Linked DNA regions of Homo sapiens: region 2 is linked to region 1. The links are chromatin contacts, found by Hi-C or POLR2A ChIA-PET in ENCODE. All regions are on one chromosome and are shown on one strand. Each heading gives the region's core, a stretch centred on a gene start or an enhancer-like site at or near the end of the contact. The rest is flanking DNA. Distances are from core to core; before and after follow the strand shown.

Region 1 (6,052 bases), core at 1,836-4,335:
AAGCGGGGTGAGTTCCAACTGCAGACGTGAGGATGCACCCCAGCAACATGGGACCCTGGTCATACAATGAATGATGTGACCGAAAGGGGGGCGAATTCCAACTGCAGACGTGAGGACGCACCCCAGCAACACGGGACCCTGGTCAGGAAGCTCATCTGAAGACGTTTCTGCTGTGGGGAGGTCCCCACCTCAGGAGAAAAATGACAGGGTTTCCTCCTGAAGGAAGCTTTCCCTCCACATCACCAGCACCCATTTCAGTTTCTGCAGGAAGCGGATCTCAGCAGGACGCACCGACACTCACTTGAGCAGCTCCAGGGTGATGGTGCCTCGGGGCTCCGCCTCCACGCTTTTGCCCCAGAACTTGAGCTTGGGGTAGATGGAGCCATGGAACAGGAAGTCATGGTTGAGACCTTCCGAGTGGAACGCACTGATGGGGGGGTGGTGACTGACCTGTTCCGATATAAATCTGAATCCTAAATCTTCCCTAGGTCAAAGAATAAAAAAGAGAGACACATTAATGGCAGCAAAATAAAAGAAAGGGCAGCTCAGACATCATGTGGAGCCCCTCACAGGACGCTGGGAAGCAGGGGCCCTCCATGCCACAACATGTGGCGGAAACACCCAACACCACCTCTCCGACATTGCACTTGGCCTAACGTTGGCAACAGACACACACACAAACATGACATCGCACTTGGCCTAACGTTGGCAACAGACACACACACACAAACATGACATTGCACTTGGCCTAACGTTGGCAACAAACACACACACAAACATGACATCGCACTCGGCCTAACGGCAACAGACACACACACAAACACGATATCGCACTCGGCCTAACGTTGGCAACACACACACAAACATGACATCGCACTCGGCCTAACGTTGGCAACACACACACAAACATGACATCGCACTTGGCCTAATGTTGGCAACAGACACACACACACAAACATGACATTGCACTTGGCCTAACGTTGGCAACACACACACAAACATGACATCGCACTTGGCCTAACATTGGCAACAGACACACACACAAACATGACATCGCACTCGGCCTAACGTTGGCAACAGACACACACACAAACATGACATCGCACTCGGCCTAACGTTGGCAACACACACATAAACATGACATCGCACTTGGCCTAATGTTGGCAACAGACACACACACAAACATGACATCACACTTGGCCTAACGTTGGCAACACACACACAAACATGACATCGCACTTGGCCTAATGTTGGCAACAGACATACACACAAACACGACATCGCACTTGGCCTAATGTTGGCAACAGACACACACACAAACACGACATCGCACTTGGCCTAACGCTGGCAACAGACACACACACAAACATGACATCGCACTCGGCCTAACGTTGGCAACAGACACACACACAAACATGACATCGCACTTGGCCTAACGCTGGCAACAGACACACACACACATGGCTTCCAGAGCACATCTGACCCACCCAGAGAGCGCAATGGTGCAGGAGAGGCCTCCACCCTGATGCCCCGCTTGCTCTCCACCTGAGCCACAGCAGTGTCTGGCTAGAGGTACCCAGAGACGCAGGTGGAGAAGCAATCCTTACACACCTCTGACTCCAAACCCTCAACCCCGAGGGACTCCCATTGCCCAGGAACTCAGGACCCTAAACCCTTTCTGAAGGGGGTGCCCCTTCCTTGTCTTTCTACAAGGCCCCTGAAATTTCCGAGATGGAATGGCTTATACCCCAAAATACTCCTGTCCAGGAACAGGATTTTTAGTGTACTCTCTTTTTCAATCAAAATGTCAGCTTTTAATTGTTCCGGAACTGTGAATACACCTACAGTTGTAGTCATTAAAAATTAGAAAAGCTAAACCACATAATTACCAACTTAACTGGAATCAGAATTTCCAATCATTACAGAAGAAAGAAAGTTGAAAAATTAGATTTTAAAAGGTTGACTACCAAGGTATGTAATTTACAAAATGAATACTTGTCTGAGAAAAGAATGTGTATTTTTAGCTATAACAAGGGATCTGTAGGGATCCAGGGTATCAGGAAAGGACTTGGTCCACGTCCATGGCCCCTAACCTGACAGACTGCCAGGGTCTCACAGACACACAGCACATGGCAGACACTGGCAAGGACGATCTGGAAGTGAACTCATGACAGACGACGTGTCTCGGCGTTGCGAAGGTGCATAGCTTGCTTCTGGCTGTGCAGCAGGAGCTCCGGCCCCGGGTGCAGCCCCTGGGGAAGGGTGCTGGCGGCACGCCCCGCTCTACCCAGCCCAGGCGGCTTGCATTCCTTTCACCCACAAGGCTTCTTCTCTATCATCTAGAACTTCTTTCCTCTTCTGATTTATCTTTTTCTTTTTCTTTTTTTGAGATGGAATCTCAAAATCTCTGTCGCCCAGGCTGGAGTGCAGTGGCGTGATCTCGGCTCACTGCAACCTCCGCCTCCAGGTTCAAGTGATTCTCCAGCCTCAGCCTCCCGAGTAGCTGGGATTACAGGCACCCGCCACCACGCCCGGCTAATTTTTTGTATTTTTTAGCAGAAACGAGGTTTCACCATGTCGGCCAGGCTAGTCTCGAACTCCTGACCTCAGGCAATCTGCCTACCTCAACCTCTCAAAGTGCTGGGATTACAGGCGTGAGCCACCACGCCCGGCCTGATTTATCTTTTTCAAGACATTTTAATAATTTTTTAAGAGCCAATCCCGTCAATGCCTCTGACAGTGGCACAGCACGCTGACCAGAGGACGAGAAGGCTGGCAGGCAGCAACAGGAATACTGCTCAAGAGAAATATCTAGAAAAGGAAGCACACTCTACATGAATTCAGAACAGAAGACTCCCTCACAAGTGGTTCTCGTGGCCAGTCTTTCCCTTGTCCAGGCCTCAGCCTCCCCTTTCCCAGAAGCAGAAGCAGGGCTGCTCCCTGCAGCTTGTGCCAAGACCGACAGTTGCCTGCTGGACCCTGCTGTCACCACGCCACACTCTGTCCAAACTAGTCCTACTTGCTCAAAGGCAATGACATCTTGAGAACAGGTGCTCGGCTGCCCAGTGCCAGCCAACTTCTAAATCAGACAAAAAACACAAAGTTGGCATTCACGCACGGGCAGCATGTGGGTAAGGACCAGCAGCTGACCCAGCCAGGATGAGCCAGGAACAGATTAGAATTTGAAGCTGTGACATTTATGTTGCTTCTCCAAACTGCATAGTGATTTATATACAGAAGTGCAGGAAAGCTTGTACTACTAACAACGCATCCTCCCAAAATGGTCTGACAGGCAGTGCTGACACACCTTCTAGGACAAACATGGGCACGCACTTTTAAACTCTTTACACACTGGAAAAGAGTCCATCTGAAGCAAACCAAATCCCACAACCATTTGCTCACTATTGATAAAAATCTCAATCATGGCCAGGCGTGGTGGCTCACGCCTGTAATCCCAGCACTTTGGGAGGCCAAGGTGGGCAGATCACCTGAGGTTGGGAGTTCGACACCAGCCTGGCCAACAAGGTGAAACCCTGTCTCTACTGAAAACACGAAAATTAGCCGGGCCTGGTGGCGTGCACCTGTAATCCCAACTACTCAGGAAGCTGAGGCGGAGAATCAGGAGAATTGCTTGAACCAGCAGGCGGAGGTTGCAGCGAGTGGAGATCATGCCACTGCCCTCCAGCCTGGGCAACCAATGGAGATTCCGTCTCAAAAAAAAAAAAAAATTCTCAATCATTAATAACACATAAAATACAATAAAGGGCCCCAAAACAGCGGCCTTAAGTTTCAAAGGAACTGCACTTCTTGGAACCCAAGATGCCATTCATTGCACTGCACACCATTATTTTATGAAAGAAAGAAAAAAATGCTGCAAATGAAACTATGACTTGGACTGGGCACAGAGGCTCACACCTGTAATCCTAGCACTTTGGGAGGCTGAGGGAGGCAGATCACTTGAGCTCAGGAGTTCAAGAGCAGCCTGGGCAACACAGCAAAACCCTGTCTCTACTGAAAATACAAAAATTAGCTGGGCATGGTGGCGCACGCCTGTAGTTCCAGCTACTTGGGAGGCTGAGGTGGGAAGATAACTTGAGCCCAGGAGGTCGAGGCTACAGTGAGCTGTGATCATATCCAGGAGGTTAAGGCAGGAGGTCGAGGCTACAGTGAGCCGTGATCATGTCACTGAACTTCAGCCTGGGCGACAGAGTGAGACCTCGTCTCAAAAAAAAAAAAAGGAACAAGAAACTGACATGTAGAAGTGCTGCCACGTGAACAAGGCGTCTTAGAATCGATGAAACACTCTAATTTAGAAAAAGTTTTTAATGTCACAGGAAAATTATGACATGTTAAAAAGGGATACAAATTAAATTATCATATTTTGAAACACACACAAAAGAAAGTCTAACAAAATGCTGACAGTTCCTCTCATTTTTTTTAAAGAGACACGGTCTGGCTCTGTAGTCCAGGTTAGAGTTCAGTGGCACGGTCACTGTAACTGAACTCCTGGGCTCAAGTGATGCTCCTGCCTCGCCTCCTGAGTTGCAGGTATTCCAGGCGTGAGCCCAGCCAGCTATTGTCTTGTATGGGATTATGCCTGATTCATCTTTTCTACCTTTCTCAATGTTACACATTTTCTATAAAGAGCACTCTCTCGTAATTAAAAAAACAAACAGACTTCATAATAAAATAACCCAACAGAATCTCAACTAACCCAGAATCCAAATAAGAGGCTAATTGTTTTGGCTCAACTCCCTTTTTCACAGAAAAATAATAAAACAAGATGATAAAGGAGCCCGCCTTCCCTCCCGTCTGCACTCTGTTCCTGGGCAGGGAGGCGTGCAGCCCAGCAGCCTGTGGCAAACAGCTTGCATTCTGCACAGCAGACTTGTCTAGATAACCACCCACGCCCCTCCAGCTCCTTCTCCCCAGGCAGGCGGAGCGAGCTCTGTGTGCTGGGCTCCACTGACAGTCAGAAGAGTGAAGGGTGTCCCACCAGCAAGCTCCTTCTTCCCAGAGTGAGCTCTGTGTGCTGGGCTACCTCGACAGTCGGAAGACTGAAGGGTGCAGCGAGAGTGCCCTGCCCCTCCCTCCTTCAGAACCACAGCTTAGCCCTGTCACAGAGACAGCAGCTGAACTGTGCTCTGCTGACTCTCCCTACACATCTGCCCATGGGCACCTGCATGCATCTACAAGAGAATGACGGGGTCCACGGGCAGTGGAATAAAAATCATTTTAGACATCACCAAACGGCCCTGAAGGAAGCCACCCACATCCCTCTCATCCACAGCTCCCCGGAGCCCCAGCCAGGCTGCTCAATGGCTGAGGAATTACCACACTGCCACATACATGCCATGGTCTGGCCTGCTTTTGACTTCATTTGTTGGTGTGGGTGGGCACTGTCACCTGGGCAGAATCCCAGGATGATTCTGTGAATAACCACAGCAGTCCCCAGGGCAACCAGGTGGGTGAAGAGAACCCCAACCAGTCCTTCCAGAGGCCCAGCCACAAACAACGGATCTGGGGCCCGGCTGGACCTCTGGGGTCAGAGTTCTAGGACTTGGAGTCAGTCTCACGTCTGTGAGGTGAGGGCCACCAGAGACAGGAGGGAAGCTGGGGAGACTCTAGGAAGGGATGGCAACGCTGCCTAGAAGAAAGTTCCATAGGAAGAAGTTTCAGGGATGTCTGGAGATGAGGCGTGGTCTGGTTAACTCTCCCTTGGCCAGAGCCGTCTGACCCTTCCTAAAACTCTGGGGAGGCTGTGGTGGCAAACGTGGCCTTGGGAGTGAAGCTCCTCTTTGCAATCATTCCTGTGTTTGGATTTACCTGCTTTTTCAATAGCGTTCACTAAATGCTTTAGTGAAACAGCCTAGTTTTGCTCATTAGTACCTATTTCCATTTTCGGTGAAGCTCACAACAATCCTACACATTTCACAGACGTCGCACACACACACGGAAGCGTCTACAGTGCGCGCTATCTCCACGCTTGAGTCGAACACACTAAAATATCTCATTGCCAGCGCTTTACACTCACTCAGACGCCGTGGCACGC
Region 2 (6,201 bases), core at 1,553-4,052, 110 kb before region 1:
TACAAATAATCCAATACTATACTCTTTTAGTCATTTTAAAATGTGCAATTAAATCATTATTGACTGTAGACACCCTGTTGTGCTATCAAACACTAGGTCTTATTCTTTCTGTCTTTTTATACCCATTAACCATCCCCATTTGCCCCCCTCCTCCCACTGTTCTACCCTTCCCAGCCTCTGGTAACCATCTTTCTACTGTCTGTCTCCACAAATTCAATTGTTTTAATTTTTAGCTCCCACAAATAATAGTGCTGTGATAAACATCGTAGCACATGTATCTCTTCCTTTCTTTCTTTTTTTTTTGAGACAAAGTCTCGCTCTGTCACCCAGGCTGGAGTGCAGTGGTGCGATCTCGGCTCACTGCAACTTCTGCCCCCAGAGTTCAAGTGATTCTCCTGCCTCAGCCTCCTCAGTAGCTGGGACTACAGGCATGAGCCACCACACCCGGCCAGGTATCTCTTTCATATACTGATTTCCTTTCTTTTGGGTATATGCCCAGCAGTGGGATTGCTTTATTTATGGCAGCTCTATTCTTAGTTTTTGTTTGTTTGTTTGTTTGTTTGTTTGTTTGTTTGAGACGGAGTCTTGCTCTGTCTCCCAGGCTGGAGTGCAGTGGTGCGGTCTTGGCTCACTGCAACCTCCACCTCCCAGGTTCAAGCGATTCTCCTGCCTCAGCCTCCAGAGTAGCTGGGATTACAGGGGTCTGCTACCACGCCTGGCTAATTTTTGTATTTTTAGTAGAGATGGGGTTTCACCATGTTGGCCAGGCTGGTCTTTAACTCCTGACCTCGTGATCTGCCCGCCTTGGCCTCCCAAAGTGCTGGGATTACAGGCGTGAGCCACTACACCTGGCCTACCAAACATTTTTTAAAGAACTAATACCAATCCTACTGAAACTATTCCAAAAAATAGAGGAGGAGGGAATGCTTCCAATCATTTTATGAGGCCGGTATTATCCTGATACCCAAATCAGACAAAGACACATCAAAAAAAGCAGATTAGAGGCCAGGAGTGATGGCTCATGCCTGTAACCCTAGCACTGTGGGAGGCTGAGGCAGGCAATTGCTTGACCTCAGGAGTCTGAGGCCAGCCAGCCTGGGCAACATGGTGAAACCCCTCTACAAAAAAATTTAAAAATTGGCCGGATGTAGTGGTGTGTGTCTGTAGTCTCAGATGCTCAGGAGGCCGAGGTGGGAGGATCAGTTGAGCCAGGAGGTGGAGGCTACAATGAGCCATGATCATGCCACAGAACTCCAGCCTGGGTGACAGGAGACCCAGAAAAAAAAAGAGAGAGAAAGGAAGGAAAGAAAGAAAGCCACAGACTGGCAGAAAATATTTTCAAAACCTGTATCTGATAAAAGACCTGTATCCAGGCTGGGTGCAGTGGCTCACTCCTGTAATCCCAGCACTTTGGGAAGCCAAGGCGGGTGGGTCACCTGAGGTCAGGAGTTGGAGACCAACCTGGCCAACATGGCAAAACCCTGTCTGTACTAAAAATACAAAAATTAGCTGGGCCTGATGGTGCACGCCTGTAATCCCAGCTACTGGAGAGGCTGAGGCAGGAGAATCACTTGAACCCGTTGGGCAGAGGTTGCAGTGAGCCGAGATCTCGCCACTGCACTCTAGCCCGGGCGACAGAGCGAGACTCCGTCTCAAAAAAAAAAAAAAAAAGGAAAGAAAACATATGTCCATTCGGAGACTGGTACTGAAATGTTCATCGAGGCTTTATGTGTCATAGCCAAAAATGGAAACAATCCACACATACACCAACAGGCAGATGGATAAATAATGGTACGTCCCCCTCGAAAGACAGCATACTGTGTGATTTTATTTGTATAAACTCTAGAAAATGCAAACCAATCAAAACTGACAGGAATCATGTTGGTGGTTGCCTGGGGTGGGGTGGTGAGCAAGTGGGATTACAGACGCACACAGGAAACGCAGGGAGTGATGGGAGGTATATGCTGTCTTGATGATGGGATTACAGACACACACAGGAAACGCGGGGAGTGATGGGAGGTATATGCTGTCTTGATGATGGCAATGGTTTCACAGTTGCATATAAAAGTCAAAACATTGGCCAGGTGCGGTGGCTCATGCCTGTAATCCCAGCACTTTGGGAGGCCAAGGCAGGTGGATCACAAGGTCAGGAGATCGAGATCATCCTGGCTAACATGGTGAAACCCCGTCTCTACTAAAAATACAAAAAATTAGCCGGGCATGGTGGCGGGCTCCTGTAGTCCCAGCTACTCAGGAGGCTGAGGCAGGAGAATGGCGTGAACCTGGGAGGCGGAGGTTTGCAGTGAGCTCAGATCACGCCACTGCACTCCAGCCTGGGCGACAGAGCAAGACTCTGTCTTAAAAAAAAAAGTCAAAACGTCAAATTGTATCCTTTAAAAAGTGGATTTTATTTTGCATCAATTATAGCTCAAAAATTTTACAGAGACTATAGGTGCTATTTGGCAAGACTCTAGGACGCACTCACTCACACAAAGCTTGAAGTCCGCTCTCTGGGCGCCGGGTCTCCAAGGCTGAGTTCTTCAAGGGAAACCTCTGCAACCTAAATCTCCTGAGCCCACGAAATCTGGATGAGCACTTCTTTAAGAAAACCTTCTGTACAAAATCGCAGACCCCCAAAACAGAGAGGGGAGTGTCCTCCCGAGGGAAGCCGTCTGGGTCGCTCCATCAGGAGAGCCTCCAGGGGCCTGCAGAGGAGGTGGCACTGCTTACCTGTCAGGAGGCTTGGGGCCACCAGCACTGTCCCCAGAAGCCACTAGGTGGTGTCTGAGAGCAGTGCTGGAGCAGGGACGGGGCTGGCTGAAGGGAGCTGAGCCCCTCCCCTCCATCCCTCCACCCGCTGTCTGTACAGTAAGTTGTTTACTGGGCCTCCAGTGGGTCTCGTGGGAAAGGGCCAGAGGGCAGGTGTGAAGGAGGGATTGAGGAGGCAGGAGGACCTAGCACTCGAAGACACCGTCGGCCTGAGCCTTTTTTGCAGAATCCTAGAGCAGCCCCCAGCGGCTCAGAGCAGTTGCTGCCTTTGCAGGGTGATCCCAGTCAGGGTCTCTGAGTGCCCCTGCATCCACCTGAGAGCACACTCACACCTGCTTCTGCCCCGCAATTGCTATATATAACTTTGACTGCCAGTGTCACCCCAGGTTTGTGCCTCTTTAGCAGTGTGACCTGGCACAAATTCCTTAGCTGCTTCTCCCTCTAGCTGTAAAGTAAAGCGACTGTCATGGAGCCACCCAGCCGTGCTGCAGTTGGCTGCTTTCAACAAACCAATGCCTGTCCAGTGCTCAGAAAAAGGTGTGGCACCCAGCATACTAACACTCACCATCATCACCATCATCATTGCTACTACCATCATTGTCACCATCACCACCATCGCCATCACTATCACTATCATCACCACCACCATCATCACCATCACCACTATCATCACCACCATCATCATCACTATCATTATTGTCATGATTGTCTATCACCATCATCACTGTCAGTATCATCGTCACCACCATTGTCATCACCATCATCATCATCTTCACCATCATCTTCACTATCACCGTCATATCCACCATCATCGTCACCATCACAACCACCATCACCACCAACACACTGTCACCATCATCACCATCATCACCATTATCAACATTGTCATTGTCACCATCATCATCATAACCACCATCGTCACCACCATCATTGTCATCGTTATTATGCCCAAGATCACAAGACTAGGTCTGGATTTGGGGCTGTTGACTCAGGAGGCCACACTATAGCCACCCCAATCTCACACGGGCCCCTATTCAGGATGCCTGGGCAGGTATCTGTGCACAACAGCCCTGGCTCTGCTCTCCAGCCCCTCCTTCAGGCTCACCTCACAGGCAGGTAAACATGTTCTCAGACATGCTGTGGTGCGGGCTGGGAGAAGAGCCTCCCTCCTCCTTCCCAGAGCAGCTGTTTCTGGGCCAAGCAGGGCCCAGGCCAGCCCCAAATGCATTGTGTGTAGAAGGGAACAAGCCCAGAACAAGGAAATCCTCCTTCCAGGCCAGGGAGGTGGGTGTCCGGGTGAGTGGCAGGTCAGGGCCGTGGGATGGGCCTTCTCCTGCAGCGAGCCCGACACTGAGCTACAGCCACCAGCCCCCACTCCTGCCCCAGATAGAACCCGCTCTTGGGTGAAGGCTACGATAGCCAGCCTCAGAGTGGGACTTATGGGGTGTGGGGAGAACACGGACCTGGCCATGAGCTGTCAGGGGATTCCTGGGGCACTGCCTCCTAAGCCATGACTCGACATCCTCTCGTCTTGGAGAGACAGAGGCAGTAACAGCCCCGCCCCAGGTTTGCAGAGGCTTAAGTGAGGTCACCAACGTGAGGGGGAGGCCCAGCTGCCCGGGAGCCCTGGAGACTGTCACGGCATTTGTCACAGGGACCCTGGGAGTGTTGGGCCAGCGCATCTTTCCATTTCGTGCCATTCAGTTTTACTTTAACTCACTTTACTATTTTGTTTTTTGAATTTATTTTACTTGATGAGACTTTAGAATTTTTACATTGAGGGAGAACCTACCTATGAGAAAGTGCCCAGATCCTGAAGGTCCCACCCCTGTGGTCACGGCAGGCACTGGGTCAGAGCCTGGGGGTCCAGGGTACCTTCCCCACCCCCCTCCCCAGAGGCTCCTCATGCCCCTTTCCAGGACATGGTGAAGACAGGCAGAGGGGCTGGGCTGGCCGGGCCTGGGCACTGGGTACTGGGTCCCACCGTGAGTCTCCCTGGAGTACAGGCTGACCCAGCAGGGAGACCCGGAGAAGTCCTCTCCCCACACCTCCTGGGGGCTGGCTGAAATCTGAGCCAAATGACAGGAAAAGAGGCACTTCCATCCCAGTGGACACACCAAGGGCTCCCACGCTGGCCAGGCGCCAGGCCAGCTCAGCCAAACTGGTTCAAAGAAAGGAAGCTGAAGGGGAGACCAGAAGCAAGGCCCACTCTGCCTCCAGGACCAGGCCCACCTGGGGCAGAGACTGGGGTCTGTCCCCACCCGGGACCTGTGGGCCTGTATCCTGACCTGGGCCCAAGCTGACCTCTGACCCCAGCATAGACGGATCCCCAGTCTCGGCTCCAGGCCAACTTCTTTTTTTTTTGAGACAGAGTCTCGCTCTGTCCCCCAGGCTGGAGTGCAGTGGCACGATCTCAGCTCACTGCAAGCTCCGCCTCCCTGGTTCACGTCATTCTCCTGCCTCAGCCTCCCAAGTACCTGGGACTACAGGTGCCCGCCACCACGCCCAGCTAATTTTTTGTATTTTTAGTAGTGACAGAGTTTCACCATGTTAGCCAGGATGGTCTCGATCTCCTGACCTCGTGATCCGCCCGCCTCGGCCTCCCAAAGTGCCAGGATCACAGGCATGAGCCACCACGCATAAGCCACCACACCCGGCTTTTTTTTTTTTAAGACGAAGTCTCGCTCTGTCCCCCAGGCTGGAGTGCAGTGGCGTGATCTCGGCTCACTGCAAGCTCCACCTCCCTGGTTCACATCATTCTCCTGTCTCAGCCTCTCGAGTAGCTGGGACTACAGGCACCCGCCACCATGCCTAGCCAATTTTTTTTTTTTTTTTTTTTTAGCTGGAGTTTTGCTCTTGTTGCCCAGGCTGGAGAGCAATGGCGCGATCTTGGCTCACCGCAACCTCCGCCTCCCGGGTTCAAGCGATTCTTCTGCCTCAGCCTCCCTAGTAGCTGGGATTACAGGCATGTGCCACCACGCCTGGCTAATTTTGTATTTTTTTTTTTTTTAGTAGAGATGGGGTTTCTCCATGTTGGTCAGGCTGGTCTCGAACTCCCGACCTCAGGTGGTCCGCCCACCTCGGCCTCCCAAAGTGCTGGGATTACAGGCGTGAGCCACCGCACCCGGCCTCCAGGCCAACTTCTGACCCCAGGCCCCAGCATTCCGGAGCCAGGGCAGCACCGTAATTAAGGCAGAGACCTGGGAATCAGGCCTGTTTCTGGTGCCACCTCCACACACACCCGGCCCTTCTCCTCCCTGAGCCTCAGTTTTCCCATTTGGAGGCAGGACCGTTCCTCCTTCACCGTGGGTGGAGGGGAGGATCCACAGGGAAAGGGACTGCCAGGGACACCGTGAGGGGTGCACTATGCAAAGGCAGTGTCGCGTCCACACGGGGTGCACCTGCAGACACAGAGAAAAACTAACTTTTACT

What was found. A loop is a pair of places that touch in the nucleus more often than their neighbours do. ChIA-PET counts read pairs that join two places held with the same protein, here RNA polymerase II (POLR2A). Pooled maps may share reads with other maps.
Region 2: a pooled map shows a loop between it and region 1 (2.3-fold over the local background). The contact joins two enhancer-like sites. A Hi-C loop is called at or near these places in 2 of 50 pooled maps. POLR2A ChIA-PET finds 5 or more read pairs at or near these places in 2 of 52 experiments (A549 and AG04450).

The regions. Positions count from the first base shown.
Region 1 is chr20:62,273,589-62,279,640 of GRCh38, reverse strand. It overlaps OSBPL2 (oxysterol binding protein like 2), which reads right to left. Exons shown (of 14, transcript NM_144498.4): 7 at 302-484. Among named protein-coding and RNA genes, the nearest start is that of ADRM1, 26 kb to the left of the region's middle. RefSeq lists an enhancer at 208-708. Within about 2 kb of position 3,085, at least 5 of the 41 ENCODE cell types and tissues checked have a DNase peak (open chromatin) inside an H3K27ac peak, as active enhancers do.
Region 2 is chr20:62,379,477-62,385,677 of GRCh38, reverse strand. No RefSeq gene overlaps it. Among named protein-coding and RNA genes, the nearest start is that of RPS21-DT, 4.4 kb to the left of the region's middle. RefSeq lists enhancers at 2,482-2,661, 3,714-4,394. Within about 2 kb of position 2,802, at least 6 of the 41 ENCODE cell types and tissues checked have a DNase peak (open chromatin) inside an H3K27ac peak, as active enhancers do.